Regions from separate parts of the Mus musculus genome. Here region 2 is linked to region 1. The links are chromatin loops, found by intact Hi-C in ENCODE. Cell type or tissue: left cerebral cortex. All regions are shown on one strand. Links, peaks and the distances in the headings refer to the core of each region. The heading gives the core; the rest is flanking DNA. Region 1 holds the start of Ilrun (inflammation and lipid regulator with UBA-like and NBR1-like domains). Region 2 overlaps Ilrun (inflammation and lipid regulator with UBA-like and NBR1-like domains).

The links. Peaks named below come from ENCODE experiments on the same cell type or tissue, not always from the same donor. Only the 100,000 strongest peaks of a DNase experiment are listed, where the experiment ranks them.
Region 2: a loop joins it to region 1, with 2.7 times the contacts of the local background. A loop is called at or near these places in 2 of 42 quality-filtered maps.

What each region holds. Positions count from the first base shown.
Region 1 is chr17:27,811,568-27,827,491 of GRCm38, reverse strand. Ilrun (inflammation and lipid regulator with UBA-like and NBR1-like domains) reads left to right here and starts at 6,950. Exons shown (of 5, transcript NM_001033279.3): 1 at 6,950-7,315. The coding sequence starts at 7,158. In left cerebral cortex, for the core only: a CTCF peak has its summit at 6,616; DNase peaks (open chromatin) are centred at 5,952, 6,709, 7,236, 7,692 and 1 more place; H3K4me3 peaks cover 2,347 bases; H3K27ac peaks cover 1,862 bases.
Region 2 is chr17:27,756,616-27,772,539 of GRCm38, reverse strand. Ilrun (inflammation and lipid regulator with UBA-like and NBR1-like domains) reads left to right here. Exons shown (of 5, transcript NM_001033279.3): 4 at 4,301-4,629. Among named protein-coding and RNA genes, the nearest start is that of Spdef, 36 kb to the right of the region's middle. In left cerebral cortex, for the core only: CTCF peaks have their summits at 6,971 (motif pointing right), 7,898 (motif pointing left) and 10,650 (motif pointing right); DNase peaks (open chromatin) are centred at 5,187, 9,441 and 10,687; H3K27ac peaks cover 3,096 bases.

The DNA of each region.
Region 1 (15,924 bases), core at 3,614-11,613:
AAAAAATCGGTTTTAATTTAGTACTGAACGTGTCTCCAACATATCAAATCACCCAAAATAGGATCCACATTACAAGTTACTGCAGAATGTACTTAGTATAGGAAGAAACTACCTCCCTGTTGAACTGATTTGCATAAATCTCTTATTTGAAACATTAAATAAAAAAACAAAGGGCACTATCATAGGAGTCAGATTTCAGACTGAAGTCATCAGGCCACTCCCACCCGTCCCCGTTGCTCCCTCCCAGACTGAGTTAAGGAACTCTGTTGACCAGCTGTGTGTTTTTTACAGTCTCTAGTGTGTCATCCTGCCCGCTACATGGCTCCTCCGCGGCACATCACTTGGTGGGGAACTCCCTAACGTGCTCAGAAAGTATATAAAAGTCCAGGTCAGACGCTTCCCATTGATCAGGAGATTTCCTTGAAAGCTGTCTCTGGAGCCTCTTCACCCCCCCCTCCCCTCACTTCCCCTCCCCTCCCTTCCCTACCCCTCCCCTTCCCACCCCTCCCTTCCGCCAAGTGGCCATCTCCTTTCTTTTAAGCTTTCTCTCTTAGTGAGGTTCCTCTACGTGTTTTGTTTGTCTGAAGACGGGGTCTCCTGTGGTCCTGGCTAGTTTAGAACTCTCAGCCTCTGCCTCCCAAAGTGTCGGGATTAAAGTTGAGCCCGCAGAGCGGGTTCATCCCCAGTCTTTATTTATATATATTTTATGTATATCAGTGTTTTGTCTTCATGTACACTGCACACCAGGGATGGCATCAGACCATAGTGAACTGCCATGTGGGTGCTGGGCATTGGACTCAGGACCTTCGGAAAGGCACTGAGTGCTCGTAACCAATGAGCCATCTCTCAAGGCCCCTCCTCAGGTTTTAAAGAGAAGCCAGCGATTCCTAAGACAACCTTATAGCATCTCTGTAATGATGCTGTTTCTCAGATGCTCTCCCTCCTCTAGGCCACGCCCGTGCCCTGCCCACCATGGTTATGAGGTTCCTCTCCTATAAAGAGGAAAAAATCTGAAGGGAGATTCGAGATTCGCGTGCTTTCCTGGACCCGAGATCTCCTTTTTCTAACACAAGGTGGTGACACCCCACAGTTGAGACCAGCTAGTTCTACAAACTCACATGATAGAGCAGAATCGAGACTGAAAGCTGGAGAAGGCAGAAGGGAGGGGAGGAAAGTACAAACCAGAAGCGGATACATGCCCAACCTCCCTTGCCACGCCCACCCCCCTAAACAGATACATGCCCAACCTCCCGTGCCACGCCCACCCCCAAGCAGATACATGTCCAACCTCCCACACCACGCCCACCCCCCTAAGCAGATACATGCCCAACCTCCCGTGCCACGCCCACCCCCAAGCAGATACATGCCCAACCTCCCACTTCCACCTCTTATTCTCGGAAATGATGACTCTCTACAATTTGTACAAGAAGAGTCTCCTAGCAGAAGGTTACTAAGGCAAGGTTGTAGTGCCAGGCAATGGTGATGCATGCCTTTAATCCCAGCACTTGAGGGGCAGAGGCAGGCGGAATTCTGAGTTCCAGGCCAGCCTGGTCTACAGAGTGAGTTCCAGGACAGCCAGGGCTACACAGAGAAACCCTGTGTCAAAAACCAAAAACCAAAAAAGACAGGGTTATAGGTGTCTTTGCTACTTTGTGGGTTCTTCTTTCATCCACCATTTCAAACCCCAAACACTAGATAAGAGAGAAGAAAGGAGAGAGGGGAAAGGAGAGAGATCCCTGAAAGTGGGCGGGCATTATCATCAGACTACTTCCTGCTGATCAGGGAAGTCGATCTAACAGTTCCTTGGGGCAAGTTTGATTTTCACCGTTAGTGTACAGGCAATTCCTCCTGCCTGCTCTCAGGGACCTAGCAGTTGCTTATGTCCTGACCTGCCACTGCCCCAGGTGTGACATATGTGTGCTGCATATAAAACCCACTTTTTTCTCAGCAGCTTGCTCGCTCTTTGTCCCCAGTGTCCCCTTTACCTGTTCTCTGTGGGTACACTTCCTTCTCCCATCCTGCTCCCATTTGTCTGTCTAGCTGTGCACTTGTCTGCCTCCATCTCTTTCCCTTGTCCCCTCCTCCCCCCTCCTCTAATAACCCTCGTTCACAGTAGGTGTGGCTTACTTACTCAGGGGCACACCTTGTCGTGGGTACCCCCTCTCCACATTGTATTCCATAACACACCAACAACAACAACCCTGCTTCTGGGGCCCTAGCATTTATATATGCTCTCAAAAGTCTCCAGAATTCCAAATGTCACACAATCGCAAAAAAACTCTCTTCAGCTGACAAAACCACACCCCCTGCATGAAGCAAATCCTAGTCAGTAGCCAGTGGCTGTGGGCAATCTGAAGCAGCCCCATATCCTGTGAGCTCTAACTTCCTCTATTCAGGCAGAGGACCAGAGGGCAGTCCCCAGGGCCCATGTCAGGTAGTTAAGAATTGCCTGTAATAGTTGCTTATGAACTCTGCAAATACCTGTACTCATAATGTATACACACATACACACACACACACACTGTGTGCAGACTGACTTTCAAACATCACTAGCCTCTGAATAGCTCCTGTACCATGGACTTGTTCCTCAAACCTCCTGGAGGCCGGGTGTGGTGGCTCACGCCTTTGATCCCAGCACTCAGGAGGCAGAGGCAGGCAGATTTCTGAGTTTGAGGCCAGCCTGGTCTACAAAGTGAGTTCCAGGACTGCCAGGGCTATACAGAGAAACCCTGTCTCAAAAAACAAAAAAAAAACCAAAAAACAAAAACAACAAAAAAAAAAAAAAAACAAAAAACAAAAAGCAAAAAAACAAAACCAAAACAAAAAACAACAAAAACAAACCAAAAACAACCTCCTGGAAACTTAGACCACACCCAGTCCCTGTCCTACACAGTCCCTGTCTTCTGCACAACCAATTGTAATTACTGCCATTTCCAAAGACTTTGTGATTTAAAAAGCTCAATGTACTACTGGCCCTTAATACTTGCATGTAATTAAAATGGTATAAAAAGCAGATTGGGAAAATTAAATTTGCCTCATGCTACAATGTTGTCTAATTGTCTTTTTTTTTTCTTTTTAATCCTTCCTCCCTCTCTGGAGAACCTGTTGACTGACTGAACTGGCTTGGTCAATAAAAGCTCAGAGCACATTTCGGAGATTGCTTGAATCTGGAGATTTCTGGACTCTAATCCTAAATCATTCCAAAGAATATATTTTGCTCTTGGCTGGCTAGGTATGGGGGTAGTGCATACTTATCATTCCAGCACTTGAAAAGCTGAGGCAGGAGAATCAGAATTTGATGGTAATCTGGGCTGTATAGTGAAACTCTGCTTCAAAACAAATATATAAATAAATTTTATTTTTACATTTAGTTAGGAGTTCATGTGCATGTGCGTGCGTGTGCCTGTGCATGTGTATGTGTGTACACACATGTCAGGAGTCAATCTCCTGTTCTTCCATTTGGATCCAGAGAATGCACTCAGCTCATCCAGGTTTGGCAGCAGGTGCCTTCCTTCATACACTAGGCCATAACCAGGTTTTAAAGGAAAATGTAAACCAGTAATTTGAAAAAGCGACTTTTAAGAAAGGAACGTTAAGTAATAATAAGTAGAACCTCCAAGAGGTCTCCTTTGATTGACAGTACTTTGAGAACTTTACTAAGGCCAGAAGTACAGTGCCAGAAGTCAAGACTTGGATTTCTTTCTGGCTTCCAGCAAGGGCAGAGTCGCTGACTAATCTCCTACCTTGACCTCTCCAATTTAGAAAGAACAGAGAACAGAGAAACACGGGCTTTTCCCAGCTCTGAGGTTGCTGTGTGTTTTCTTACCCTGTGTCATCTTTTTGTTGACTTGCTTGTGATCCAAAAGATCTTGCCGGGTGGGGGTGGCGAACGCCTTTAATCCCAGCACTCAGGAGGCAGAGGCAGGCTGATTTCTGAGTTCGAGGCCAGCCTGGTCTACAAAGTGAGTTCCAGGACAGCCAGGTCTACACAGAGAAACCCTGTCTCGAAAAACAAACAAACAACAACAACAAAAAAAACAAAACAAAAAACCACCACCAACAACAAAAGGTATAAAGAAAAACCCCTGGGGGTTTTCCTGTGGCAAGGAAACCTGTTCTTGAAACCAACCTACAGCAGGAGTTGTACACGTAGCATTCCAGAGCCCAGCTGTGGTTCTCTGACCTTGGGGACTTTCCTGGAGAGGGCCAACTATTTTTACCACAAGAAGAATAATTTGGAAAGTTAAGGACTCAGGGGTTGTTGCTATATTAACTCAAAAATGAGAGAAATAAACTTAAAAAAAATAAGCCAGGTGTGATTCATGCCTGTAATTCCAGCATTTAGTAAATGGAGACAGGAGGACAACAGTTGATGGTCACTGCTGGGTACACAGTAAGTTTAGGACCAGTTTGGTCTACACAAAGAGATCCAGGCCAGCCAGGGTTACACAGTGAGACCCTACCTTTTTTTTTTTTTTAAAGATTTATTTTTTGAGTACATTGTTGCTGTTTTCAGACGCTCCAGAAGAGGACATCAGATCCCATAGCAGATGGTTGCGAGCCACCATGTGGTTGCTGGGACCTCTGGAAGAGAAGGCAGTGCTCTTACATACTGAGCCATCTCTCTCTCCAGCCCGAGACCCAACCTTAAAATCAAAAGCGGACATGTCTCTGCCCTGTAACCTCACCACCTAGGAAGAGGCCTGCTTCATAGTTCCTAATTTATCCTTTCACATCTTCTCTCTTTCCCATTTAAAAATTAGTTTCCTGGGCTAGTGAGATGGCTCAGTGTAAAAGCATTTGCTGTACGAGGCCTGAGCCTCAGATTCCACAGTGGAAGGAGAAAACCAGCTCCCAAAAGTGTCCTCAACAGTTCACACTTGAACCCTGCCCACATCTAGCCAGGGTGTGAGGCCAGACCTGGTGACTGCCGTTCTCTCTCATGTCACCTCCCACTCCTCTGAGGCAGGGTCTCTCTCTAATCCTGGAGCTTGAGTTTGCTCAGCTTTTGCTTTCTTTATTGAGATAAAGTCTTATGCTATTCAAACTGTCTTCAAACTCATTCTGAAGCCAGATTGGCCTTGAACAGATAGCAATGCCCCGACCTCAGTCCCCTATATCGATTCCCAGTACTGGGATTACAGATGACGGAATCTACCCTGTCTGGGATTACTGATGGAAGCCACCCTGTCTGGCTCTTATGATTTGTTTTGTTTGAGACAGTCTCGAGTCACCAGGGCTGGTGGAGGCTGGCCTCAATTCCTTATTCTCCAGCCTTTGCCTCCCAAGTGCTGAGATCACAGGTGTGTCACCATATGAGGCTGTCTTTTGGCTTTTTTGTAGCCAAGGCTCACTTTGACCTCACTAAGCAGTTAAGGGTGGCCTTCCATCCTGATCCTCGGCCTCCTCATGTGGGGATTACAGGCATGTGATATGAAGCTAACCTGGTAGTTTATGTCCTAAGAAACCATGACTAAGGAGAAGAGAGTGTCTGAAGCACTGCCAACGGTAGGAATACACAAACTGTCACACTGATAACCCTGAGCTCTGGTCCTCATGATCTCACAGCTGCTGTTCATGAGATAGACACAATTCAAACACATCCGTAAACATATTTTGTCAATCTTTAATCAGGTTGAACTGTTGAGCAAACTATCAGCAATAACTGCATTTGCTCAAGGTTCTGCTCTGAAATTTGGATATGATAACAATCACCAGGCGATTTTGAGCCTCCTCCCAGGCCCACTGACTTCAGTTGAGTCTCTTTTCAGAAGTAGTTGTGACAGTAGTTATCCCAGCAAGTAGGGGTAGGAGGATGAGATCAAAGGCAACTCCAGGAAGAAAGCCCGCCTCTGCCTCTTGAGTGCTGGGGTGGTTTATTTTTTAAAGGCAGGGTCTAGAGTATCTCTGGCTGGCATCAAACACACAGAAATTTGCCTGCCTCCCCAGTGCCGCCACCCTTGGCTGTCAGCCAGGCCTTATATGCAAGAGCGAAGTATCTCTGCTCTCAGGAACCCAGGTCTTCATACCTTCGGGGAAACAGCTTAAGCCAAGTCCCCAGTTGCCCAGTTTCTTACCCACCCCCATCCCTGTACCTAGTCATATCTAACAGGTGACACTGAGAAAATACTTGGTGACAGAACGGGCAGATGAGTCTCTCCACAGCTGAGCTTCTTAATCCTTCAGCTTCAAATGGAGCCTCACATTAGTAGATACACTGGATACTGTCTACAGTCATTTTTTTGGTCGTGGATTTTAGAGACAGAACAAGATTTGCTAAATTCTAGGGTATTGACCTTTCTTTGCAGAGGATCGGTTCCTCTGACCTGTAACTGGTGCTTGCATTAGGCTGCCTTTATTTTCTGGAAACGTAATGCTAAGGTTGCATAGTAACATAGGCAGTCATGAGAAACTCAGGTCAGAATCCAGAGACTAAGCGTGCACCGCCGCGACCTTGGGAAAATGTCTGTTTGAATACTAAGTCCCCTGAGAGCGGAGCAGCAAGAGTCCGCTCTGTGCTGCCCTTTGCCCTTTGCCCCAGTCCCAGCCTCTGTTCCTGTGGCGACTTCGGGTTCCCAGCCTGAGCATGGGTGGGGTCGCTCGTCTCCGAAGCACCTCTCAGACTCGTGACTCCTCCCACGCAGTGTGGGGACTCAGGCGAGGACAGAGACCCGCCCAGTATCCGCTCTTTCCGGCTTCCCGTTTCCTGCCCCCTCCGCTCTGTCGCGGTGAGGTCACGCGAGAGACGTCACCGAGTTATGACGTCACTGAAGGCGGGCTTTCGGGAGAGGAAGGGGCGGGGTCCGAGCGGCCCCGCGCGTGCGCGTTGGGCGCGGCCCGGGAGGAGGCGGAGGCGGCGGTGCTGCGAACCGCGGCGGCAGCAGCGGCGGCGGCGGAGGCGGGCGCTGGGGGGGGTGGGAGGGGGGGGAGCGCGAGCCCCAGAGCCAGCGAGAGAGGAGCGAGCGGTGCGGTGCGGCGCGGCTCGGCGCGGCGCGCGCAGCCCATGAGGCGGTGAGAGGCCTGGGGCCTGTCTCGGAGCAGTGCGCGCGGCGCCGGCCAGCAGCGGGCCGCCCTTCGTGGGCTCGGGCCCGGGCGCGGCGGCCGCCCGTGGAGAAGCAGGTCGGGGCGGTGGAAGCTGTGCGTCCGGGCCCCCCGCCATGGAGGGCATGGACGTGGACTTGGATCCGGAGCTCATGCAGAAGTTCAGCTGCCTGGGCACCACAGACAAGGACGTGCTCATCTCCGAGTTCCAGCGGCTACTCGGCTTCCAGCTCAACCCGGCCGGCTGCGCCTTCTTCCTGGACATGACCAACTGGTGAGTCCGCCCCACGCGGAGCCAATCCTGCTGGCAGCGGCCTCGCGGCCCCGAGGGCAAAAACACCGGAGCCCGCTCGTGGAGTACTCCCGGGCAGGGCAGGGCCCAGGCCGGGAGGTGGCAGGGAGTCAGAGCCCGAAGAACATGGGAAGAGGGGAGAAGTGGTGAGGTGGAAGCCAGGGGAGTCGATCTGGGGCGAAAAGCGTGTGTTCTGGGAGTAGAAAGCACAGGAAACGAGAGTTGCGAAGTGTTTTCCTTTTAAATAGGTGCGAAGTGTAGGAGCTGAGGATGACAGAACGGTGTGGAAACTCGAGGGAGTGTGTTAGGTGCTGAGGTCGAACTCTGGGCGCGGGAGAGGTCTCGGAGCTGAGAATAGATCTTGTGTCTCTTTGAGGAGATAAGGGCGAAAACGACTTTTGCGGCGGAGGGAACACAAATTATAATCAACTGAGTATGGTGAGAAAGGAAGAGTTGTGCCAGGGAGAAGTGACATCTAATGGAGGCGCCGGAGCGCCAGGCCTGCGACGAGGACTGGGAAAAGTCTTCAGAAAGTGGAGGGAAGCTGATCTTGGAGGCAGGAACTTTGTGAAGACACTGGCGTGCTGGGCAGAGGCTTGGCCTTGGGAACTTTGACGAGCTTACTGATTGGATGGGCTTAGTTGACAGAAAACTGAGAAATGTATAGGTTGGGGGCCAGGGGTTCTGGCTTGTAGTTGGGTTGTACAGGCTGAAGTGGAGCTGTCTCCAGGCACCGACGTGTGTCTTGGTTCTTAGAGCAGCACTTGCTGTTTTTGATAAGCAAGAATACTTTCTCTTGGTCTCCAAGTAGGGATTGTTAAGTTCACTCGGGAATTTAACCATTAGACTGGAGACCATTAGACGGCCTTTGAAAGGCTCTCAGGTGAAGCAACTAATCGGGATTTGAGCAAAAAGCAAGGGGGTGCATGCCCTTTGCCCCGTGTTGAGCGTTCAGTGCCCTGACGTGTGGAATCTTGTTTCTCTTGGCATCCCTTGAACAAACTCCCATTATTTCCATGTCCACCCAGTGCCTCGAGCAATGTCTGAAAAGAGGTTGTAAGCTTAGATTTTTATCCTACTCCTGCCTAGTGCTCCCCCACCCCACTCCAAAGATGCTTATCTGTGATGAGAACCAGAGGTGAAGTGTTTTCACTATTGGTCTTAAAAAAAAAATGACAAGAATGGGGCTGATATTTTAGTGTCTGGTAAACTGGGAGGCATTGAGGCACAGCCTTTTAGAGTTAAACAAGTACTTGTGAGTTCTGTTTGTGTCTTCGTTTATTTTTATTATTTCCTAATTGTGAGTATGTGCATGTGTACAGGTTCTTTTGGAGGCCTGAGGCATCGGGTACATGTGGGCTGTGGGGTGCTAGTACTGGGTGCTAGAGATGGAACTCAGACATGCTGTTGAGTGTCTCTCCAGCTCCTGGGCTTGTATATTGGGTCCAGGTGATCTGATGCAGGGAATGGAGCTACTTTTCTGAGCACCAACTAGATGGGTTTCATTTGGGCACACCTTTAGTCCTTGCAGTCTGGAGACTGAAGCTGGCACATCTAAGTGAGTTGAGGCCAGGCTGGTCTACATAGCAAGTTCCAGGCCAGCCAGGGTATATTGAGAGCCTGTTTAAAAAAAAAAAAAAGAAAAAGAAAAATCCTGAGCACAGCCTATGACTGGTAGGTTGTGGATGGATGCAGGAGTGGGCATTGCTCTAGTCTAGTTCCTAGGAGCCTCTAGCTTGTGTAGAGCGTTGCTGCTGTCTGTCTCCCACATCCCAGCTTCTTTTTCCCCTCTTATTTACACTAGGTAGCTTGGTGGTTTGGTAGGGAAAGAACACTATTTCTCCCTAGTTCCTCCTGATGTGACTATTTAAATACTGAAGAGACTCGGGACCATTGATCCTTAGTCTTGTGAGTGCTGGGATTACAGGTGTGAGCCATCAGGCCCAGCTAAGTTTTTAGTACTGCCAGTGTTGCCTGGTTCAGCTCTTCTGACTATAAACCCACCAGAATTAGCTTTGTATGCTTGAGGGGTGTGTGTTTTCTGAGACGGTTTCAGAGTTTGTGACAGGTGAGTAACAGGCAAGGCATGTGGCTGAGAAAAGTAACAAGAACATGGCTCCCCCAGCCAGATGTGGTTGTGCAAGCCCCAGCACTCTGGAGGCAGAGGCAGAGGCAGGCGGATCTCTGTGGGTTCCAGGCCAGCCTGGTCTACACATAGAAACCCTGTGTGGGAAAACAGAACGCTAAGAGAACCTGTGTACCAACAGTTGACCTCCATAGACCTGTATGCTGTACTCAAACAAAGTGATAATAAATAAAGACTGAGTGAGTTTGTTGTTTTTTATGAGACGGAATCTCTAATAAATAACTTTGGGTGGCCTTGAACTCACAAGAGATCCACCTGCCTCTTGCCCTCTGGGTGGTGGGATTAAAGGTGCCACTACCACCCCACTCATATTTTTTAATTAAAAAAATATAAGTTCGCAGAACCCCACAAAAACCCCATGGACCAACTGAGTACTTAAGATCTGTACCCTGAACCCTGGTTGATGTGCATGCCTTTAATCACAGACCATGGGAGGCAGAGACAGGTGGATCTCCTGAGTTCAAGGCCAGCAGGGTCCACACAGAAACCCTATCTCTAGAACCCAATCAATCAAAGACTTCATTGGATAAATGCTATACAACATTCTTTAACATTTAGCTCTGAACAGATGGGAAGTGAAAAACTGTGTGTCATACAAGTCTTCACAGTGACAAAGGCTTGGAGATTTGAGATGTAGACAAAAGGCAGAAACAAGTGGGGCTTAAACATTAAGCAACAAAACAATAAAGTTGCAACATGGTTAAAAAAAATCATCAGTTTAAAATGAAGATCCTGAGTTTTCTAAAATGAAACCCCAAAGTATTTTTGTTGTCTGTATCAGAAAATTGACATTTTGATTTCAAAAAACAAAGGGTCTTCTATGTTATCTACCTCCTCTTTCTTTTGTTGGGACTGGGTCATACATAGTCTAGGCTGGCCTGGAGCACCTGATCGCCTGCTTCCATATCCAGGTGCTGGACTCAGGGGCCTGGCCTTCCTCTACCTTCCCAAGGAATTCTGGTTTACCGTTTGAGGCTGGATCTCACTCTGTAGCCCTGGCTGGCCTGGAACTCAGAGATCCTCCTACCCACCCCACCCCAGTGCTGGAGTCAAAAACGTGTAGGATCATTTTTAAAGACTCCCTTGCTCCCTCCCTCCCTCTTTCTTTCTTTTTTTTTTAAAGATTTATTTATTATTATATGTAATTACACTGCAGCTGTCTTCAGACACTCCAGAAGAAGGCGTCAGATCTCATTATGGATGGTTGTGAGCCACCATGTGGTTGCTGGGATTTGAACTGAGGACCTCTGGAAGAGCAGCCAGTGCTCTTAACCACTGAGCCATCTCTCCAGCCCCACCCCCTTCTTTCTTTTTTATAGAGCCTTTTTCTAGTACTTAAACTGCCAGAACTTACTCTTAAAGGTCATCAGTGACTATGAATAAATTCAGTATCCAAAGGCCAAACTAAAGACTGGATGTAGCTCAGTGGTTAGACTAGTTGCCTAGCATCCATGTTGTTTTAGGTTCAAGCCCCAATACTAAAACAGGTAAATGGAATCATTTGTATATTAGCATCATTTCCTGCCAGTGGAATTTCTTTCATACATTGGACTGGACTATGAATTAGAGAATTTGTAGGGGGCTGGGCGTGGTGGCCCACGCCTTTAATCCCAGCACTCAGGAGGCAGAGGCAGAAGAAGGCAGATTTCTGAGGTCGAGGACAGTCTGGTCTATAGAGTGAGTTCCAGGACAGCCAGGGCTACACAGAGAAACCCTGTCTCGAAAAACAAAAAAACAAACAAACAAAAAAAAAACAACCAAAAAACCAAAAAAAAAGAATTTGTAGGAAGCAGGCATGATGAGACACATGTTTAATCCCAGCACTGGAGAGGCAGAGGCAGGCAGATTGCTGTGAATCCAGGCCAGCATGCACTACTCAGGGAGTTACAGAGCACCCGGGCTACATAGCGAAACCCTGTGTCAACAAAATTAAAAGAGAATCTGTAGGAGATGGGTGTGCTATCATCCATCATTTGGAAGACTGGGACAGGATGATCACTGAATCATAGGCCAGTCTGGGCAAAGTGAATCCTTGTCAGTATCAAAACAGAGATAAAATATAAGATACACTCAATGAAGTTACCATCTTAACTGATTTTAAGTGTGCAATTCATTCTCTATTCTCTAAAACATTCTCTTGTTTGTGTGTTCAAGTGAAGTTCTCAGTGTAAATATCTTTTTTCCCCCCTTTCTTGAGACAGGTTTCCTCTGTGCAGCCCTGATCTCCCTGCTTCTGGGATTAAATGTGTATACCACCACACTCAGCCACGAGGACCTTACTTTAAGAGTTAGCAATTGATTGATTTGTGCATATGGCTGTAGTTTTTCTCTCACTAACAGTTGGGATAGTGTTAGCCATTCTTAGGTTCATGCTGTGTTAACACATCCTCAGCTGTCTCTGAGGACCTGGGGATCTTCATGGGTTATTGTTTTGGCTTACGACCATGGGTGGAACAGGTGTTTTCCTTATCTCTGAAAAATGGTTTCACGTATCCCAGGATGGCCTTGAGTTTGCTCTTCAATTTAGGATAACCTTGAACTTTTGACCCTCCTGCCTCTATGGGATGTTGGGATTATAGGTGCACAGCAGCACCCCTGGTGTCTACTGTGCAAACTGAGGCTCTGGGCACTAGAAGAACACTCTACAGGTGAGCTGTAGCCCCTGTCTGGAACATACGTTTTCTGAGAAAAAACTGAGGAAAACCTTTGTCTTAGTCAGGGTTTCTATTCCTGCACAAACATCATGACCAAGAAACAAGTTGGGGAGGAAAGTGTTTATTCGGCTTACACTTCCATACTGCTGTTCATCACCAAGGAAGCCAGGACTGGAACTCAAGCAGGTCAGGAAGCAGGAGCTGATGCAGAGGCCATGGAGGGATGTTCTTTACTGGCTTGCCTCACCTGGCTTGCTCAGCCTGCTCTCTTATAGAACCCAAGACTACCAGCCCAGAGATGGTCCCACCCACAAGGGGCCTTTCCCCCTTGATCACTAATTGAGAAAATGCCTTACAGTTGGATCTCATGGAGGCATTTCCTCAACTGAAGCTCCTTTCTCTGTGATAACTCCAGCTGTGTCAAGTTGACACAAAACTAGCCAGTACAACCTTATACAGTAATGCCCTCCTGTTAGTGTTGTCAGAAGCTCCCTGTTAAGTAAAGGTGTAACCATAGAGACAGCTGAAATCAGTGTGGTGTGAGTTCCCTTTCATGTGGTCCCCCTGGTGTGTCCTCCCAGCTTAACCCCATTCTCACAGCCCTATGCTAATACTTTCTGATCTAGTCTCTGACTTAAAGGTGAGACTTGGTATTTCAGCAGTCTTCTAACATGTGTATGAGTCAGGCTTGCTGACCCACACTTGAAATCCCTGGAGATGGAGGATTAGGAATCAGGGTCATCCTCAGAAGCACGAGACCTGCTTCAGCACCCCCTCCCCACCCCACACTTGTCTACATGAGGGAGTCATTCATTGATGTTGTGTGCTTAACCTGTGTGAGGCCCTGAGTTCACACGCCAGCACCCAAAGGAGAAGAAAAATGTGCCAAACGCTAGCTTTAGAAAGAACTCCACAGGGTTAGTCTCTTATGTCTGATGGTATTATTCTTAACATGGTTTCTGAAGAAATTGGGAGATCTTGCTCCAGGTTTTAATTTATACTTTTTTTTTTTTTTGGTTTTTCGAGACAGGGTTTCTCTGTGTAGCCCTGGCTGTCCTGGCACTCACTTTGTAGACCAGGCTGGCCTCGAACTCAGAAATCCGCCTGTCTCTGCCTCCCTGAGTGCTGGGATTAAAGGCGTGCGCCACCATGCCCGGCTATACTTATTTTTAATTAGCACATAATATTACACTCTTGCTGTAATAGAACCTTATAGCTTATGAAGCTTATATAGAACATGTTCATTTTAGGGTTTTCTTTTTAAAAATTGTTCATATGAGTTCTTGAGTGTGCTCTCAGCCTGTTCTCGAAGGACAAGAGAGTATCCAGGTCTGGACTGGAGCTACAGGTGGCTATGAGCTGCCTGATATGGAGGAGTGGCAGGGCCTCCAAATCTCTCCCTTTCCTTCTTTCTCCCCAAGATAGGTTCTTGCTAAATAGCTCAGCTCTGCCTTGACCTTGATCCTCTGGTTATGCCTGAGTGTCATTTTAGTTAAAGGAACATAGGAAAAGTACATTGCTGTCTTAGTGAAAGTGTTCACATGTGTTGTTACCTTAGGGCTTGCATTTCCACTCACAGACAAGAACTACATTACAGAGGTATGGCTTTGCTTCTTACAATTTATTTTGTGGGAAGGGGGAAGTGGGCATGTTTGCTCCATTGTGGGGATTGGGTTGGCTCCTATAGTGTAGATCTTAGGGCTCAAACTCAGGTCATCAAACTTGATCACAAACGCATTTACCCACTAAGCCATCTTACCAGCCCTGGGGGGATAATTTTTTTTTTCTTTTCTTTTCTTTTCTTTTCTTTCTTTTTTTTTTTTTTTTTTTTTTTTTGGTTTTTGAGACAAGGTTTCTCTGTGTAGCTCTGGTGTCTTGGAACTCTGTAGACCAGGCTGGCCTTGAACTCGGAAATCCACCTGCCTCTGCCTCCCAAGTGCCAGGATTAAAGGTGTGCACCACCATGCCCAGCTAGACAGTAACATTTTTTTTTTTTTTTTTTTTTGAGACAGGGTTTCTCTGTGTTGTCCTGGCTATCCTGGAACTCACTCCATAGACCAGGTTGGCCTCGAACTCAAGAATCCGCCTGCCTCTGCCTCCCAAGGGCTGGGGTTAAAGGTGCACACTACAGCCACTAACACACTGCTCTAGGGCTGGGTCCTTTGTTTTTTGTAAAGATTTATTTATTAAATTAAAATTAAAATTAAATTTATTAAAGATTTATTTATTTATTATATGTAAGTACACTGTAGCAGTCTTTAGACACTTTTTCTTCTTTTTCCGGCCCTGCCTGCTCCAGTCCAAAGATTTATTTATTATATGTAAATACAGTGTAGCTGTCTTCAGATGCCCCAGAAAAGGGTGTCATATCTCATTACAAAGGATGGTTGTGAGCCACCATGTGGTTGCTGGGAATTGAACTCAGGACCTTCCGAAGAGCAGTCAATGCTCTTAACCACTGAGCCATCTCTCCAGCCCACAAGGCTGGTTTCTTTACCATTTCCCATCCACCCTCACCCCAGAGTTTATCTACAATGTATGCAACAGCAAAGACTAATAACTACCAGGGAGTGGTTTTGTTTGAAGTATTTTTATTTTTTATTTTAAATTATGTGCACACTTGTGCTGCACACTTGTGCATCAGCATGTCAGTGTATACAGATGGGTGCAGGTGCCCAGAGAAGGAGGATAGGGAGGGGCGTTGGAGTCCTGGATCTAGAGTTAAAGGTCACCCAGTGTGGGTGCTGGAAACTGAACTTGAACCATCTCTCCAGCTCCACAGGGCAGGATTGAAACATTTTTGGGGGCAGATGCTAGCGATCATGTAAACCAAAGTAGGAAGTGTCGCTCCTGTCACGATTTGATCAGGAAATTCAGTACCTGAAGCCATCAGAGAAGAGTTGCGTGACACCCAGGAAGACTCCCAGCCTCCCCTGAGATAACGGAGATAAAGTCTCAGGACACAGTTCAGGATGTGCAGGCCTTGTGGGGTTGCTGGGAGAGTTTTGTTTTAGACAGGCATGATGAGATCATGGATGACAAGTGTGGAGTTGTTTTTGGTATAGAGTATTGGCCAGGTGGTATTGTTAGGACTGCTGTAAAATTGACTGTCTTGTTTTGAGACAGGATTCTGCTGTGTAACCCTGGCTGGCCTTGAACTTGACCAGGCTGCTCTGGAATTTACTGGCAGGAAGCTTTCTGGCTTCTCCTGCCTCTGCCTCTCAGCTTGCTGAGATTACAGGTGAACCAGCAGCAGTCTGGTGCAGTCACCCCACGGGGCTCACAGTGCTTCCCAGCAATTATTCCAGGGGCAGCCGCAAGCTTTATGAAATTGCTCCCCTTCCTCCTGGCTGGCCCCTCCCCGACCATCACTGGCACCTGCCCTCAGTTGTGTTACCTCAGATGGAACTAGGCTATATATAGAATGATAAAGTATTTGACCTTTTGTGTCTGGCTGCTTTCTTCCTTTCTCCCCATCGCTGTCTGTCCTGTTCTGGCGCTTGAGACCCTGTTCCCCTACAGTATAGGACGTTGCCAGTGCTGCTGCTAGGCTGTGACCCGTGACAGTGTTTGAGAGCTGTGAACACTTCCCAGGGACTGATGACTACATTTCTGTAAGGGATGAGTGAGAGAGAGCCTATGGTAGTTTCCTCTTCCTCACGGTGGCACCAGGTCAAACAAACAGCCATCCCAGTCAATGAGAACAACACCAATAAGCAGATTTTCAAATGTATTATTGTGTGTGCATGGTGGGTACGGGAGCCACAGTGAGTAGAAGTCAGGACAGCTTT
Region 2 (15,924 bases), core at 3,967-11,966, 55 kb after region 1:
CTTTCAGAAGGGTGTGTTGAATGCATTGTCTGGAATCCTTTGCAAGCAAGGTTGTCTCTTCATCATATCTTTAGTCATTGCTGTATATGTCTGGTCTCATGTCTATTGAGTTATCTGCTGCTGTAATACTTACTGTTCATAATCATTCCAGCTTTAGCCGCAGGGCACTTGCAGGTTGACTCTTGAGCCTTGTCACGTGTCTCTGTCTCTGTTCTTGAAGGGCAGCTTTTCTGATGCTCAGGTTTGTCTTACATTTCCCATGCTCCAGCCCTAGGGCTGGCCTCTGCTGGGAGCTTTTGTGCTTTTTTATTTAGAGACCAAACTCCAGGAGCTGGAGAGATGGCTCAGCAGCTAAGAGCATTGACTACCCTTGCAGAGGACCTAGGTTCAGTTCCTAGCACCCACATGGCAGCCCACAACCATCTGTAACTCCAGTTTCAGGGGATCCAACACCCTCACACAGACACACATGTAAGCAAAACGTCAATGCACATGAAATAAAAACAAATCATTTTCTAAAAAAAAAAAAAAAAAGAATCTGGACACTCTCTATGTTGGTGCTGCTGGGTTGTTATTCCTGGAGATCCTTTTAGCATGTCGCTGGTCTCTAGCCAGTCTCTGCTTGTCTCTGCTTCTTCATTTGCAAGTGTCAAGCTAGTTCGTTCTGTTCTGGTGTCTCTGCTTTAGTGAGGTGCTGCAGGCTCGCTTTGGGAGTTCTGTCCTGCTTGTTCGTGCTGTCCTTCAGCAGCAACACAGCACTCCCATCTGCCGCTCAGATCACAAGCACAGCAGCTTTCAGAGGAATCCACACCATCTTCTGCAGAAAGAGGCTGGCAGCTTGGGAATGTTGCTCTGGGTTTGCTGGACAGACTGCAGGCACTTGCTTTAAACATTGTGTGTGTCGTGATGTGTTGGGGATGTGCATCAGCACCGTGGACTCTGAGCAAATCATTTCATCTTCACCCCTCTTACAGTCTGGCTGTGTAGTTCAGGCTAGCCCAGAACATCGGATTGATACTCCTGCCTGGGATCCTGGCCAGTTACATGATTTCTTTACTAATTTCTTTTTTCTTCTTCTTATTTTTATTAGGTATTTTCTTCATTTACATTTCCAATGCTATCCCAAAAGTCCCCCATACCCTCCCTCCCCCCACTCCCACTTCTTGGCCCTGGCGTTCCCCTGTACTGAGGCAGATAAAGTTTGCACGACCGATGGGCCTCTCTTTCCAATGATGGCCGACCAGGCCAACTTCTGATTCATATGCATCTTTACTAATTTCTACAGAAGAAAGTTTCTATTTTACTAAGGGAACACTTGCCTTTGAGGCAGTGTGTTCCCTGATAAAATGTACCTATAGCTTCTTCTAACTGGAGGTTCTGACTCAGATCCTCTAAGAAAATGCCCTCCAAACCAGACATTTGCAAGCCACGTTTCCCATTAGTTAATGAGTTCTGGCTGGGTTTCTTTGCCTCCTAAGTTTACCTTCTTGGCTATTTTTCCAGTACATCCTGTTGGTTTATTCTGGTTATTGGTGTCATATGTTGGTAGGTAAGGCTCTGAAGGCCTGAAGTGGGGCTGATTTAACTAGCTGTAGTTTTCCTGGTACTCAGGTTTCAGCATCTTAGAGATGAAGTGAGTGAGTTGAAAGAGCTGTATGCTCTGCACTAGAGGGTCCCATTCAGCCTCACGAGTCAGTCTGCTGTCCCTCACCGACACACCCAGGTGCTCCCAGAAGTGACATCATTTCAATATAGTACTTTATTTCGGTGATCTGATATTTTGTTTTATGTGTTATCAATACAGTCTCTGGTTTGTAGTTCTTTTTTAAAAAAAAGAATACCACTTTTATCCTATTTTAATTAGTGTTTATAATACTGGGAATTAACTCATGCATGCTAGGCAAACACTGAGCCTGCTGAGCTAAGTCTCTAACCATTAATGCTTAGCTCAGTGGTCAAGACTACCAAGCAAGACATACGAATGGTCAGCTTATTGTAGCATTGTTGCCTTTCTGTTGTTTTAAAGTAGTTCATTCACGTTTGTCTGTGCAGGACAAATTCACTTTGAATTGAGAGGTTCAGATGCTGTCCCCAGACAGTGAGATTGTTCCACAAACACGTTGTACTGTCCACGGTGGGCGTCGGACTCTTTCTATCAGGCATCTCATGGGACACTCTTTGACAGATGCTTGGCAGGCTCAGCTAGTAGGGAAGGCAGAGGTGGCACGGGTATGAGGCACAGTGGTCAGAACTGCTGGTGGTCTCTGCAGACGGCCTTGGTTCCCTCGAGCTGACTGCACTGCACGTCTAGCCATACGGAGAATAAACTTTAAGCCAGTCAGGTAGAAAACAAGAAGTAGGAATATAACTGAATTGTAAGATGGGACACACAAGGTCCAGGTAAAAAGCCAGCTTATGCCTCTAATTCTAGCACTGGTGGGTGGAGGCAGAAGAGTCCTGAAGTGTGCTGTCCGGCCAGTCTAGCCAGTCGGTGAGTGAGCTCCAGGTTCAGGGAGAGACACTGACTCCAGAGATGAGAGTTACAAAGGGAAGGTACCAGGCATCGCTCTCAGGCTCCATGCTTGCTCCCACAGCCTTACACCTATGCAGACATGTTCACTTCAGCCAGACAGCTAGCAAAGGCAGCGACTCCCCAGGGCCTGCCAATAGCTTGTTCCTGAGGACCACATCACTGTTTCCCTAGATTAGCTGGTGTGGGGTCCAAGTCTGGTCACTGATAAAGTGGCATGCCATCCATGGTGTCTTAACCCAGTGCTCCGCCTCTCTGGGACACTAAGGGAGAAGAATTGCTGTGAGTTTGAGCCCAGGCAGGGACACATAATGAGACCCACATCTCATATGGAAGTAGCTGGTGTGAGGACGTAATTTGTTGTTTTGATGTTTTGAGATGGGGTCTCTCTGTATAGCCCTGGCTGTCCTGGAACTCATTGTGTAGACCAAACTGGCCTCAAACTCCCAGAGATCTTTAGCAGACACAGAATTAGAAGCAACTGACACTGTATTTGTGTGTCTGGAATGTGTGCCTGGAATACTGTGAGCCACAGTCTTGCTTTGATGACTGTCGCTTCTTTTTCTCAGAGGAAAAGAATCGCTAGTTCCAGGCATGAACAGCAGGTGTCGCTGCAGCTCTGCTTGCTTTGCTGCACAGCTCCTAGACTGGCCAGTTCTCAGGACAGCTCCCAGAGCACTGAGTGTGTATGGAGGTGCTGCACTGAGGCTACTGTCCTCATGGCCGCAGGGCAACACTGAGGACGGTCCTCACTCCTCCTCTAGAGTCTGCATTGCTGAGCCTTGGCATGGGTCATCGTCCATACCCTGCATCAAAGGACACAGTTCCTTTACTTTCTGTTTGTGCCCTACCTTTGACAACAAAGATATCAGAGATGAGGTTATCACCAGGTATTGATCTGTTTAGGGATATGGTTTCACTGTGCAGTTCTGGCTGGCCTGTGACTAAAGACGTCCACCATGTGCCCAGCCAGTCCCACAGAACCCACATCTCACAGAGGTCTACAGCCCTTGTTCCAGGGAATCCAACACCCTCTTCTGGCCTCTAGGGGCACTGCACGCCTATGGTGCACAGACACAAAGGCAAACACTCATCAAACACACAAAATCAAAATAAGTAAATCTTAAAATATATATATATATACACACACTTAATGGGACTGTGTAGTCAGGTCTCCCTCTGACACATAAGGACAGAGCTCATGAAGCCCAGGTTAGCTTAGGAAGCCTGACTCTTCTGCCCCCAGTGTACCTACAGTAAAGCATGGTACTCCTTATGTTTGCTTAGCTTGCGTTCCGCGTGCATCCTTATTATTTATAATGCCTTTTGCTGCGCTTCTCTTTGTGAACAGTAGGTGGTCATTTTAAATTACCTCCCAAGTGGGACAAGGCTAACTATGTTGTAATTCTAAAGTCAGCATTTTTAGCTTCAAGAACACTGCCTTACCAGAATGATCAGGGTTAAGCACATGCACAGAGAGCAGCTCGTTGTGAACTGGAGCGCTCCGGTTCCGCGTGCTCGCTGGGAGTGACTTGCAGATATGACCGTCAGCTGGGAAGGAAGCCCTCCCTGCAGCCTTGGGGGTCCCACCACAGACATGGGCCAGAGCTTGCCCTTGGCATTACTGAAGGCAGAGAAGCGTGTGCTGGGCACTCAGAGCACTGCCTGCGGAGCTCGGCCTCTCAGGTATAGGTAGTGTTTGGGTTTTTGGTGGTGACGGCCTGGGCCAAGGGTGGGCCTGGCATTGACTCAGCTGCCTTTTTGTTTCAGATGTCATCTGGGTGATTCTCAGTGTGGAGGTGGGTGGACTTTTAGGAGTAACGCAGCAGCTGTCATCTTTTGAAACGGAATTCAACACACAGCCACATCGCAAGGTAGAAGGAAACTTCAACCCGTTTGCCTCTCCCCAAAAGAACCGACAATCAGATGAAAACAACCTAACAGACCCTGGGGGTTCCGAGTTCGACTCGATCAGCAAAAATACATGGGCTCCTGTTCCTGAGCAAAGCGAGCAAGATCAGGATAGACTGTCACAGAGCTCTGTAAATCTGTCCCCCAGCAGTCCCGCAAACAACTTATCAGTAGTGACTTACAGTAAGGTAGGTGCCCTCGGAGGAGGGGCAGGTGGTGGGCCCTGGGATTCCTGACACTTCTTCGTGGCAAACCTACAATGCTAGACCACCACTGCCCAGAGCAGCTGTGGCTCCTTAACTGCTCAGCACTCCTGCCCGTAGTCACCATGAGTCAGCCGTCTTTCTTCCCCGTGTGAGTGCCCTGTGGCTGCTGCTTCATCCCCATGTGTAATTCATTTCTGTCTCTGTTCTGACTCGGGTGTTGAAATCTGAGGCTATTTACCGTTAGTATTTTTAAAACTGTCAAAATATCATTATCAGTGCCTCCGGGGCAGGAGTATGCTGAGCTTCGTCATCTCAGCGCGCTATGCAGCGGGCTCCTGCTGTGCCTTCTCGCTCTGGGCGGGTTTATCCTGAGTAAAGTGTCCAGCTCCGTTATTCTATCCTAAGATTGTTGTCCGTGACTGTACTCTGTCACAGTGTTGAGTTCAGTTTGCTTTCCCTCATGGCTTCCTCCCCCGCACCTTGGAGTGGCTCAGAGTGAAATTTTGACTTTGCACATGTAGGAGATAAATGAGGAACTGACTGACATTCAGCATTCTGGCTCTTGAGAGGCTGCGCTGTGTGTGTGAATTGCCAGTTTCTGTGCTAGCCAGCTCAGTGGTTCCCACTCACTGTTCAGGTAAAGATGGCTCCCGGTTACTGGTTGGGCCTGAGCCCACAGCTAGGGTTGCTGTGACAACTCAGCTCTGTGTGCACACTCCTCCCATGTACAGAACTGTCTCAGGTCCACCTGTGCTTCAGGCTAACTCTCAGCCTTGGAAGGTAGACTGAGCTGTGTGCTGGAGGTCAGGGTAGTCTACTCACTGTGTTTTGTGGACAGTCATAGGAGCTAGCTTTATTCACTTGAGAGGATTCACAATGATTTCTGTGTGCTGAGGTGGTCATTGTGTCAGGTGGGCCAGGCAGTGACTTGGCCTGCGTTAAGGAAAGGCTCCACTATCTCTGGTTTTGAGGTAGGATCCTCCGTTCTGTGCCTCTCAGGTACTGGGCTTACAGGCTTGATTTCAGCACAGCTGGCCAGGACTCCACATCTTCATATTCACACAAGTTTTCTCTCTTAGACAAGGTCTCATAGCCGAGATTGGCCGCACATGTGCTGTGTAGCTGAGGAGGGTGGCCTTGAACTTGTTTTCCTGTGTCCATAGACGCTAACTACAGACAAGCCCCACACCTCATTCTCCACTGTGTTGAAGATGGAGCATGGCCTCATGCAAACTAGGCACACACCCTCCCAACCAAGCTACATCCTAAACCCAGAGTATTGTCTTGAAAGCTCTCTTTGTTGCCCATATAGCAAGTAGAACATCCAGCCTTGACCAAGCAAAGCCCCATTCAGTAGAAAGTCAACGCAGCTAAGGTCAGTGGAAGGGGAAAGTTGGCAGAAGCAGCTCACATACTCGATTGTTTGCAGAACAGGGCGCTGCTTTACTCAGCTGGGCCTTGTACTGAGCATGACAGCCGTCTCAGGGAGTTCTGGCTAAGGAGCTGATGTCAGTTCTAGCTGTGGACCATCTTCTTCTTCAGGGATTGAGGTTTCTAACCAGTTGCAATGGTTATTTACATGTTTACAACAGAGGCAAAGGGCTGAGCCTCCTGCCAGCCTAAGGCCCTGCTCAGCCCTGCTGCTAGTGCTAGACAGTGAGTGGGAGGAAGGCCACTTACTTCACGTGCTTAACTGACTAGCTTATACTCTCACTGCCCACCCCACCCCCATTTAAAAGTAACTTTTCAGTGCTGGAGAGCGCCCACATGGCAGCTCACAATCAACTGTAACTACAGTTCAGGGGCTCCACCGCCTTCTGACCTCCACAGGTGCCAGGCATGCAGAGCAAACATCCATACACATAAATTTGGTTGATTAATTGCTTGCTTGTTCGTTCATTCATTCATTCATTCATTCATCCATTCATTCATTCGTTGTTTTTTCGAAGCAGGGCTTTTCTGTATAGCGGTGGCTGTCCTGAAGAACTGACTCTGCCTCTCACTCCAGTGCTGGGAGCGCCACCACACCTGCTCCACACATACACTTTTAACTCATCTTAAATGCAAATAAAATCAGCTTCTGAGCCAGTGAGGCGATCAGAGAGTGGAGGTGCTGAGAAAGCCAAGACTCAAACACCAGGAAAGTGCAGGTTGTCCTCACTTGCGCGTATGTGCTGTGCCGTCCCCGCACTATACACATTCCAGATGATATCCAGGAAGGCTTGGGCAGACTGGATTAATAATGTGAAACTTCATCTTTTTTTTTTAAGATTTTTATTTATTATTATACATAAGTACACTGTAGCTGTCTTCAGATGCACCAGAAGAGGGCGTCAGATCTCATTACGGATGGGTGTGAGCCACCATGTGGTTGCTGGGATTTGAACTCAGGACCTTTTGGAAGAGCAGTCAGTGCTCTTACCCGCCAAGCCATCTCACCAAACCCGTGAAACTTTATCTTAAAGAGACATTGGGACAAGCGTTGTTGTTGTTTTTAAACCAAGCAAAATCTTACTCAGAAAAAAGTATGAAACATCTGGCTATGTTTTCTGTGTCCATCGAGATGTGTTGACTTCCTCCTTTGGAATGGCACAGGCAGTGGTCAGTGAGTAATGACCACATTGCTGTAAGTAGAGCAGTTCACTGTCCAATCAGCCCGAGGATTAGAGTGCCGATCCCTGCCCACACTGACCATGCAGCAGGAAGATTAGCTGCTCGCAGAGCAGTTCAGAGTCAAGTTTGAGTCAGAACTTCAGTTGTGTCATTTACAGCAGGAAAGCAAGTGTTGGCAGGAGGAGTGGAACAGAACAGGGGTAAGGAAAGGGGTTCGCAGAGGTCACCTGAGCTTAGAAGTGGCTGAGACAGCCATATGGGGAGAGTGACAGTGATGCAGGGAGCTGTGAGTGATGGGTCGTGTCGGCCGCTTCCCGTGTGCTTCTCTGAAGAGGAGTGGACGACACAGTCACAGATGGCTTTGGCGGTACTGGAACTACCTCCGAGTACTGCCACATGCCTTTAACCCCAGCACTCAGGAGGCTGAGGCAGGACAGTCAGGGCTCCACAGAGAGACCATTCTGTCTCGAAAAAACAAACAAGCAAAAAGACAAATATTGGTATAGAGGGATTAAAGAAGGGCTCAGCGTCCAGAGCACTGGCTGTTCTTCCAGAGAACCAGGTTCAGTTCTCAGCACCTATATGGCAGCTCACAACCATCCTTACTTCAGTTCCAGAAGATCTGACTCCACCTTGTGGCCTCTACCAGCACTGCATGCACATGCAAAATACCCATACATGCAAAAACAAATAAATTGAATATGTATAGATATATGCATATGTGTATATGAAACTGCAATGGCTACAAGTAGAGATTTGTCTAATAGTGAGCCTGAAAGGCATGTGTGTGGGTGGCTCAGTGGTTAAGGTACTTGTTGCTGAGCCTGACCCACGTGGTGAAACAATAGAACCAACTGTCACGTTGTTCTCTGACCTCCATGTATGCACTATGTTATTTTTTAAAGAGACATTAAAGGTATAGGTAAGGAGGATGACAGATAGTTCAGTGGTTAAAAACCATTTGCTGTTCTTAACAGAGGACCCACATCAGGCAGCTCACAGCCACCTGTAATTCCAAGGGATCCAGCATCCTACTCTGCCTCCTAGGACACCTGCACACATGTACATTATACTCAGGCACACGTACAGTCAGTCAATCAGGAAAGCATAGGTGATCCTAAACAGCTGTATTTAGCTTGAGAACACAGGGGTAGTTGGTTCTTGAAGTAGACATGCTTAAAGTTGTGAATAGTGTCCTTGGCCCAGTGAGGAGAGCTACTTTTGAATTGTTCCTAAATGCTCAGGCATACTTTGCCTGTAGATGAGGAAACAAACGTTCTGAGGGGCTGCGTGCCTTGCTGAGTGTCACAGCAGGAAACAGGTAGCACACTGCAGGTGTGGGTGCCCTATGGCTGAGAGGTCTCTGCCCCCTCTGGGTTGCTGTGCTTGCTTCCCTAGGCCCTCTCATTGGCTGAATGAACTGTGTTGTGGACCAGCAAGGACTGAGGTGACTGGGTGCCATCAGGGCCGGAGGGAGGCAGCATTGAGGTGTGCTGAGACGCTGTGGTATGGAGCTGCCTGTGGTGTCTCCTTAGACAGCATTCCACTTGCTGAGGGTTGAGAGTGTCCTCTTCACATTTGAACTCTGAGGGCAAACAAGCCAAGTGCCGTTTATGATAGAAGGGACTGCAGAGTGCGGAGGGCATGTGCTTCACCTGCTGCTGTCCTCAGTGGTGGGGGGCCTGAGGGGGGCTGTGTCGGATGGGCAGCTGTGGGCATCAGCAGTTGGCAAGAGATTGGAATCACCTAGGCTGGTAGGCCAGAGAAGAACAAGATGCTCTTGGAAGCCCATCTCCATGCGAGGTCTCTGGAGATGGAGTCTGGCTAATGGGAGCTGTACAGACAGGTGTGTGGAAAGAGTAGACCTACTGAAGTCAAAAAGGTGGTCTCGTGACCCGCATCTCTGTGTGCTTTCTGAGACCTTCCAGAACAGTAAGACCAAGTGATTCAGGACAGGTGGGAATAAGTGTGAGGCTGTGGGGCAGCAGGTGCTGTCTGTCCTTCCTGTCTGCAGCAAAGAGCCTTTTACATACACCAGGCAAGCTAAACCCCAGGGCAAGTACGGCCATTTTGTCTCAGCTCTGGGAAGAAGCAGGCTGCTGTTTGTTGTGTGCTTCCACCTTAAACTGGATCACAGCCGGAGCCTCTTAGTATTTCTGCCAAGCCCTGGTTCAGAAGGAGAACATGTGATTGTCTCTGCAGCCTTCTGCTCGTTCCTCCTTCCACTTTGCCATAGCCACAGCCAAGTGCCGTCTGCCTTTCGTGCCCACAATCCCACCTCTACCCTGTATTTTTAGGAATACAAATGTGTGTGTACCAGAGAGAGGGAGTGTGTGCGTGTGTGTGCATCCACGTGCGCGCACGCTCATGCGCCTCTGCCCAGCATTTTTGAAAATACAAACATGCACATGTGTATATGTGCACTTATGCACCATAGTGCTTGTCTGAAGGTCAGAGGTCAGCCCTGCAAAGTTGGTTCTATCTTAATCATTTGGGCCCCATAAATGAACCTGCAGTTGGCAGTAAGCAGTCTTACCTGATGAGCCTTTTGGTGTACCCTGGGGCTAGCTAAAGCATACAAGCATTAATCTCGGACGAAGCACTGGAAGGGTCGGTGTGACCCACAATGTGCTCATGCTGTCTGCACTGTTGGGGCTGAGCCGGTCTTTTACTCTGTGGGTACAGCGGCCACGACTCAAATCTTCTTATCTGCTTTGAAGCAGCCACAGATTTAACGTACTAGCCTGGAATAGCGATGTACACTTTTAATCCCAGCTCTCTGGAGGCAGAAGCAAGAAGATCTCTGTGAGTTCGAGACCAACCTGATTTTATACACACACACACACACACACACACACACACATATATAGAGAGAGTGTGAGTGTGTGTGAGTGTGAGTAAAGGTTCAAGGACAGCCAGAGATAGGGAGAGAGACCCTATATCAAAAAGGAAGGTTAGCATAGTAATAAGGAGCAGTCAGGGGAGGGCCAGTTGAAGTAGGCCCAGCGTGTGACAGTTTACCAGAGACAGTTAGTGTCACTAGCTGGCTAATGATTTCATGAAAGGGCCCCTCTGCAGCTCTCCTGGGTAGTCTTAGTAACCAAGTAGTTCTAGGGATTTATGACTGCCCTGTTCAGGCTCCTCAGCATTTTAGAGGAGGAGCCAGGCAGGTGCTACTCCTGCCCCAGTAAACACCTTGGCCTGGTAAGCTTTCTCTCCGTCGTCAGGGAGGGAGGAGATTCCTGAAGAACGTCTCTGATCTCCTGGGTTCAGATTTTGTTGGCATTGAAATTGCTACTGTGACAAAAGCTTGTATAGTCCCTGAAGTCACAGAAGCAGCTGTCTTCCGTCCCCCAATTGTCCTGCAGAGGGTGCAGTCTCTGTAGTCACTGAAGCAGCTGTCCTCCATTCCCTGATTGTCCTGCAGAGGGTGCAGTCTCTGGCTCTACTTTTTCCTGAGCATGCTCTATAGAGTGGGGACAGTCTCAGCGGCCGGCCTGCTAATTTTGGCAGGCTCTGTTCTACAGAGGCTGTGTAGGATGCTAGGCTCAGAGACAGCCAGTTCAAGCCCCGAGGTAGAGATGTGCCTGGTGGGTTCAAGGAGTGAGAACAAGGTGGGGGTGCTGCAGGGGAGGCGAGGCTGAGTACAGTGTGAAGTCAGGGCAGAAATCAGGTGGCAAAGCTTTAGGGATGTCGTGAAGGACGCCATGGTCACTCTGCCCTGCATAGAACAGAGAGCAGTGGAAGCAGAGAGGCCTCCTCAGCAAGAGCGCACAACGGATGTGGGGTGTGAGGAGAAAAGACAGAGAGGTTAGAAGGGTGGGGTCAGGAGCCGTGCGTTCCATAGAGGGAAGAGCAGCCTCACACTAGATAGGAAGGTTAAGAGAGAAGGATAGGATAGGATCAGAGTTGTACGTCTGAGTGTTGCGTCACACGAATGGCGTCTAACCTTGTATCGCGGTTGTCATTCTCTAGATGATGGCTGACTCGAAGCTGTTGGTGTGTGTAAGAAAGTCCAGAGCCTAAGCTGTGCTCTCAAACACACCTAGAGCATCATTGCTGCAGTTTGCATAGACTCCAACTCAGGCAAAAACTCATACATAGAAATTACAAACCAGTCAGCCAAGCAAGCAAGCAAACCAAAAGGAAGGACGGAAAGAAAAAAGGATGTGCGGCGGCCAGGCATCGTGGTTGCAGATCTTTAGTCTCAGCAGAGGTAGATGGATCTCTGAACTGGAGGCCAGCCTCGTCTAGCCAACTCTGCAGAGTTAACCCTTTTCCCACCCCCACCCACAAAGAAAAACCTTTAAGAAGAAAGACAAAGGCTTGTTATGTAGCTCACACCTCCAATTCTGAGGAGGCAGAAGCAGGCAGACAGCCTGAGATATGCAGCACGTTCCAGGCCAGGGAGGCCACGCAGACAGACCCTGTCACCTACAAGAGAAACCCATCTAAAGCCACACAGGCCTAGAAGCTGAGGCAGGACAAGAGTTTGGGTGACAACCACTAGCAACCCAAAATCCAAGGGAGACAGCCAAGGCCCTGGGTTAGAGATGTCTGTGAGCCACCATGGGCGGGCTTGGAATCAAACTTCAGTCCTTCTCAGCACCCCCCATCCCATCCCTGCTCTAGGACTTCCATAGTTGCAGAGAATAATACAGTAGTCACCAGTGCCTGCCACCTTTCCACGGCACTTAATAGTAGGCCGTGGCCAGAACCCAGTTAGAGTCGGGTGTTTCTAGCACATTTTGATGAATGGTATTGGTTGTCCTGTGCACACGGTCTGTATGTACATTTGTGTCAGGTGTGGAGGGAGACTCCTCACTCACCTGTAGCAGTTGAGAACCCATGACCAAGGAGGAAGAAGCAAGAGGGAGGAGCATGAGCCCCGCCCACCCGGCAGCCTGGCACATTCTGTACAGAAAACGTTTGTCAGGCAGGGGACTCTGGGTTTGATGCAGTGCGATGACTGCATCTCCTGAAGGCCCAGAAGAACTAGGTGTTTGCATTGGCATGGACTGTATGTGCACTTCAAAATAATTTAAGCAAACAGTGTGGACCTAGAAAATGTCTTTTGTTAGGTAGCATTGCTGATTGACTGAAGCTGAGAAGTATGTCCAGGAACTCTCCTTTGTACCTCAGCAGTTTCAAAGCCATCAAGCTCCTCTGTGTTTGTTTTGGGGCTCTGGGCATTGTTTCAGATTGCTGACACTGGTCAGGCTTGTAGCACAAGACAGCTGTGTTCTCAGGATTGCCAGCTTGTCACACTGGTCATGTCACAACTATCTCTCCCTTTTCCTCTCCCCTCTGCATTGATTTCTGCTGGGGTTCTAAGGTAGGGTCTGTGGACAGCATTTCACCACTCAGTAGTACCCAGGCTTCTCTGGCGACTCCAACAGAGATGTTCAGCGTGTGAGAACCCATGCTTATCCCAGAGTGAAAGAATAGCTTCCCTCCCTGCAGAGCCCTGAGGGACTGGGGATTTTTGCTGGTAGTGGGTTCCTAAGGACCAGTCACAACTGTCTGCTCTGTACAGAGGCAGCTTCATGGTGTGTGGTCAGTCATGCGTCTCCTCTGCACAGCCTCTGCTGATCCCTGTCTTTAAAGTGTCACCAGTGTGCCTCACCATGACAGGGACATAAGCCAGACAAGAGAAATAGAATGTGGAAAAATTGGATTTTTCCAGCTTTTCTCTTTGCTTTCAAAAAAAAAATGTATTGTGCTACAATCAATTTTTAAAATGTTAATATAATTTTTAACTCTGTGTGTATGTGTGTGTGTGGGGAGTGCCCATCAGTGCCCTCACAGGGCCTCAGGGCCTCTGGAGTGTAAGTGTTAGTCAGAGGCAGCCGGGAGCTGAGTTCTGGCCCTGGGAAAGCATCCGGCATCCAAACTGCTGAGCCACCTCTCCAGTCCCTCTTCCTTTTGAGATTTTTTAAAAATTTTTAAATTTTAACATTGCTTTTGTGGGTGTGAATGTGGTTGTGCATGCCACAGCTCATGTGAAAGTTGGGGTGACTTGTCTACAGTGCGGGGCCCATTGAACAGTTTTCAGTCTCTGTTGTTGCAGGGAGCCCACATTAGCCCAATTCTTGTATTTCCGCCTCCTGAACACTGGGGTAGAAGCTGTTTGTGCTTCCGTCAGCTTCTTTGGATGGATGATGGGAGGGGTTTGAGACAGGGTCTTAACTGCATAGCTGTGGTTGGCCTGGCACAAGCAGAAGCCTTCCTGCTTACGCCTCTGCCTCCCGAGTGCTGGGATTGAAGGCATATGCCACCATGCCTGGCTGATTTCCTTCTTTTTTAGAGATCTCCTTGCCCTAGGAGAGGCCAGAGAGAACCCTGTCCACAGCATCTCATCTAGGTTCTAGCATACTGTTCTAGCGGAAGACTGCTTTGTATAGGCTACATAAGCCCTCTAGCAACTGAACCTACTCTCTGGCCCTCAGATACTTTCGAAGCTTCGGTTGGATTGGCTCCTCGAGGCAGGTTTCTTAGTTGGGTCAGGGAAAGGTTGAAGGCTGGCAACGCTTGCTGCGTATGGGTACCTGGGATGGGGAGGGGAGAGAAGTTAGGTGTGTGGATGCTGAGGAGGGTGGACAGAAGCGAGTGGCTGACAGGATGGATAGGCTGGGACAGTGCACAGACAGGAGTAGTTTAGACCATCTGGGGAACTGCCACAGAGATTGGAATAGAATGGTTTACAAGGCACTCAGAACCTTTAAGTAGTTTGACAGAATCGGAAGGCTATGACTCCCGTCTACCCTGATAGGTCCTCAGGCCTGAAATAGGTGCCCACACTCACCTCTGGCAGCACAGAAATAAATATGTCTTTGAACTTTAGAGTATTTTCCCAGGAAAGTGGCAACGCCTGGCACACCGTCACCCAGCAGGTGGGGGATGAGTTTGACTAGTTTGATTTTGCTGATTTGTCCATTTCCTGTTAGTGAGAGCCTTGGATCCCATCACGTTGGTCGGTCTCCAGCCCTAGATGGCCAGTCCCTCCAGCAGGGCTGCAGCACTTGATACGTGCAGTCCAGTGTCAAGACAGCACTTCCTGCAAAACCTTGTACTTATCTATGTTTGCATTGGGCAAGCAAAGCTAGGAAGAGGATGAGCAGGCCTGGGGGGGGGGGGGGAGCGGTTCCCTGCATGTAGCAAACCGTCCTCTTTATTAGCCTGTGTGAACCTTTTTATTTATTTAAACCAAGTCACAAAAGTGAAATAAAGACAGGTATACGAAAGTTTCCATGTTGTGGTTTGTCTAAGCAAGTTTTCAAATAGAGGGGAAAAGATTAACCCAAATGGTCTCTGGGAAATGTCCTTTTTGAAGAAATTTCAGCTTCTTTTTGGCACCTTCCCCCAAGATAATAGATAAGAACTCAGTCCCCAGCAGAGCAAGTCCCTTCCTTCATTTTTAGCACAGTATGGAAGGATTGGTGGAATGGTCCGTGCGCAGAAGCAGCTGGCTGTCAAACGGGGACTTAGGAGAGAAAGGAGATGTGACTGAGGCAAAGCTAGTTCTCAGTGATTTGCTTGCTCGTTTGACTATGTTGCAATGAAGTTAATGTGGGTGTTTGCTTCTTTGATGACTGTTAGTTTAAGTTCAAACATTTTACATCTAGAAATACAAAATATGAAAATTTTAAATACCAATAGGATTCGTCAAGTGGAAAACTATACTAAGAACCTCTGTTTCATATAAAAATGGTACGCTATATACGAGATACTAATAAACTGTTTAGTCTTGGGTCCCATCCCTCAGTCAGCTTATTATGTGCAGATATTCCAAAAGCTGGGGGAACAATCCCAAACACCTCCAACAGAAGTGTTTCATATTCAGACAGTCAGTGTGCACCCCTCTTTGGGGAGGCTTATGCTGGCACCGCAGTTTAGGACTCGTGTATTAACAGGCCCCCCCTCGCAGAAGCTCATAGACTAGCCATGCCTCTCGCTGCTGCACAGGGTTAGCATCGTGAGGACCGGTTCAGGCAGTTGTTGGTGTTGGGTTTGCTTTGCAGACTGTATAAGAAGTCCAGGTCTTTTCTCCACAAGTAATAAGGCTTGACCCTGGGCAGCACCTGCTGGGCATGTTACCACCGAGCCCCGCCCACATCTTCAGCATACAAGGGCTAGATCTTAAATTGTTCTTGAGGAAAATAAGGATGGGTTTATGTGAACTTCCATTCATACATAACAAAATATTTTAGAAAGGCAGTCCGCTTGTGGCTTGCTGTAGTTAATATTGCACTTCAGACCATTCAGGACCTGACCCAGCTGCCCTGACTGTTCGCCTGGCTCAAAGCAGCGTGATCTCTCAGGGGCAAACAGCAGACATCTGTTGACTGCATGTGGAGCTTGTGTTCATGTAGGCCCTGCTGGAGGGCCTCACTGCCTGCACACTGGCTGCTGGACTGACTGTAAGCTTGACAGCCTCTGCAGGCCTGAGGTGCTCCTCCTCCTCTGGCAGAGGTGCTAGGACAGTTCTTTACTGGATTGGTGTCCTCACATCATGGTTGGCATGGCTAATGGGACTGATAAAGGAGGGTGGCTCTCTACCATGCTGATGAGTTGACTTCTGTGTGGGTCAGAATTGAATTCGGAGCTCTCTGGTACCGTCTGGGGCTACATCCCTCCATCTGCTTCCCTTACCACAGCACACTG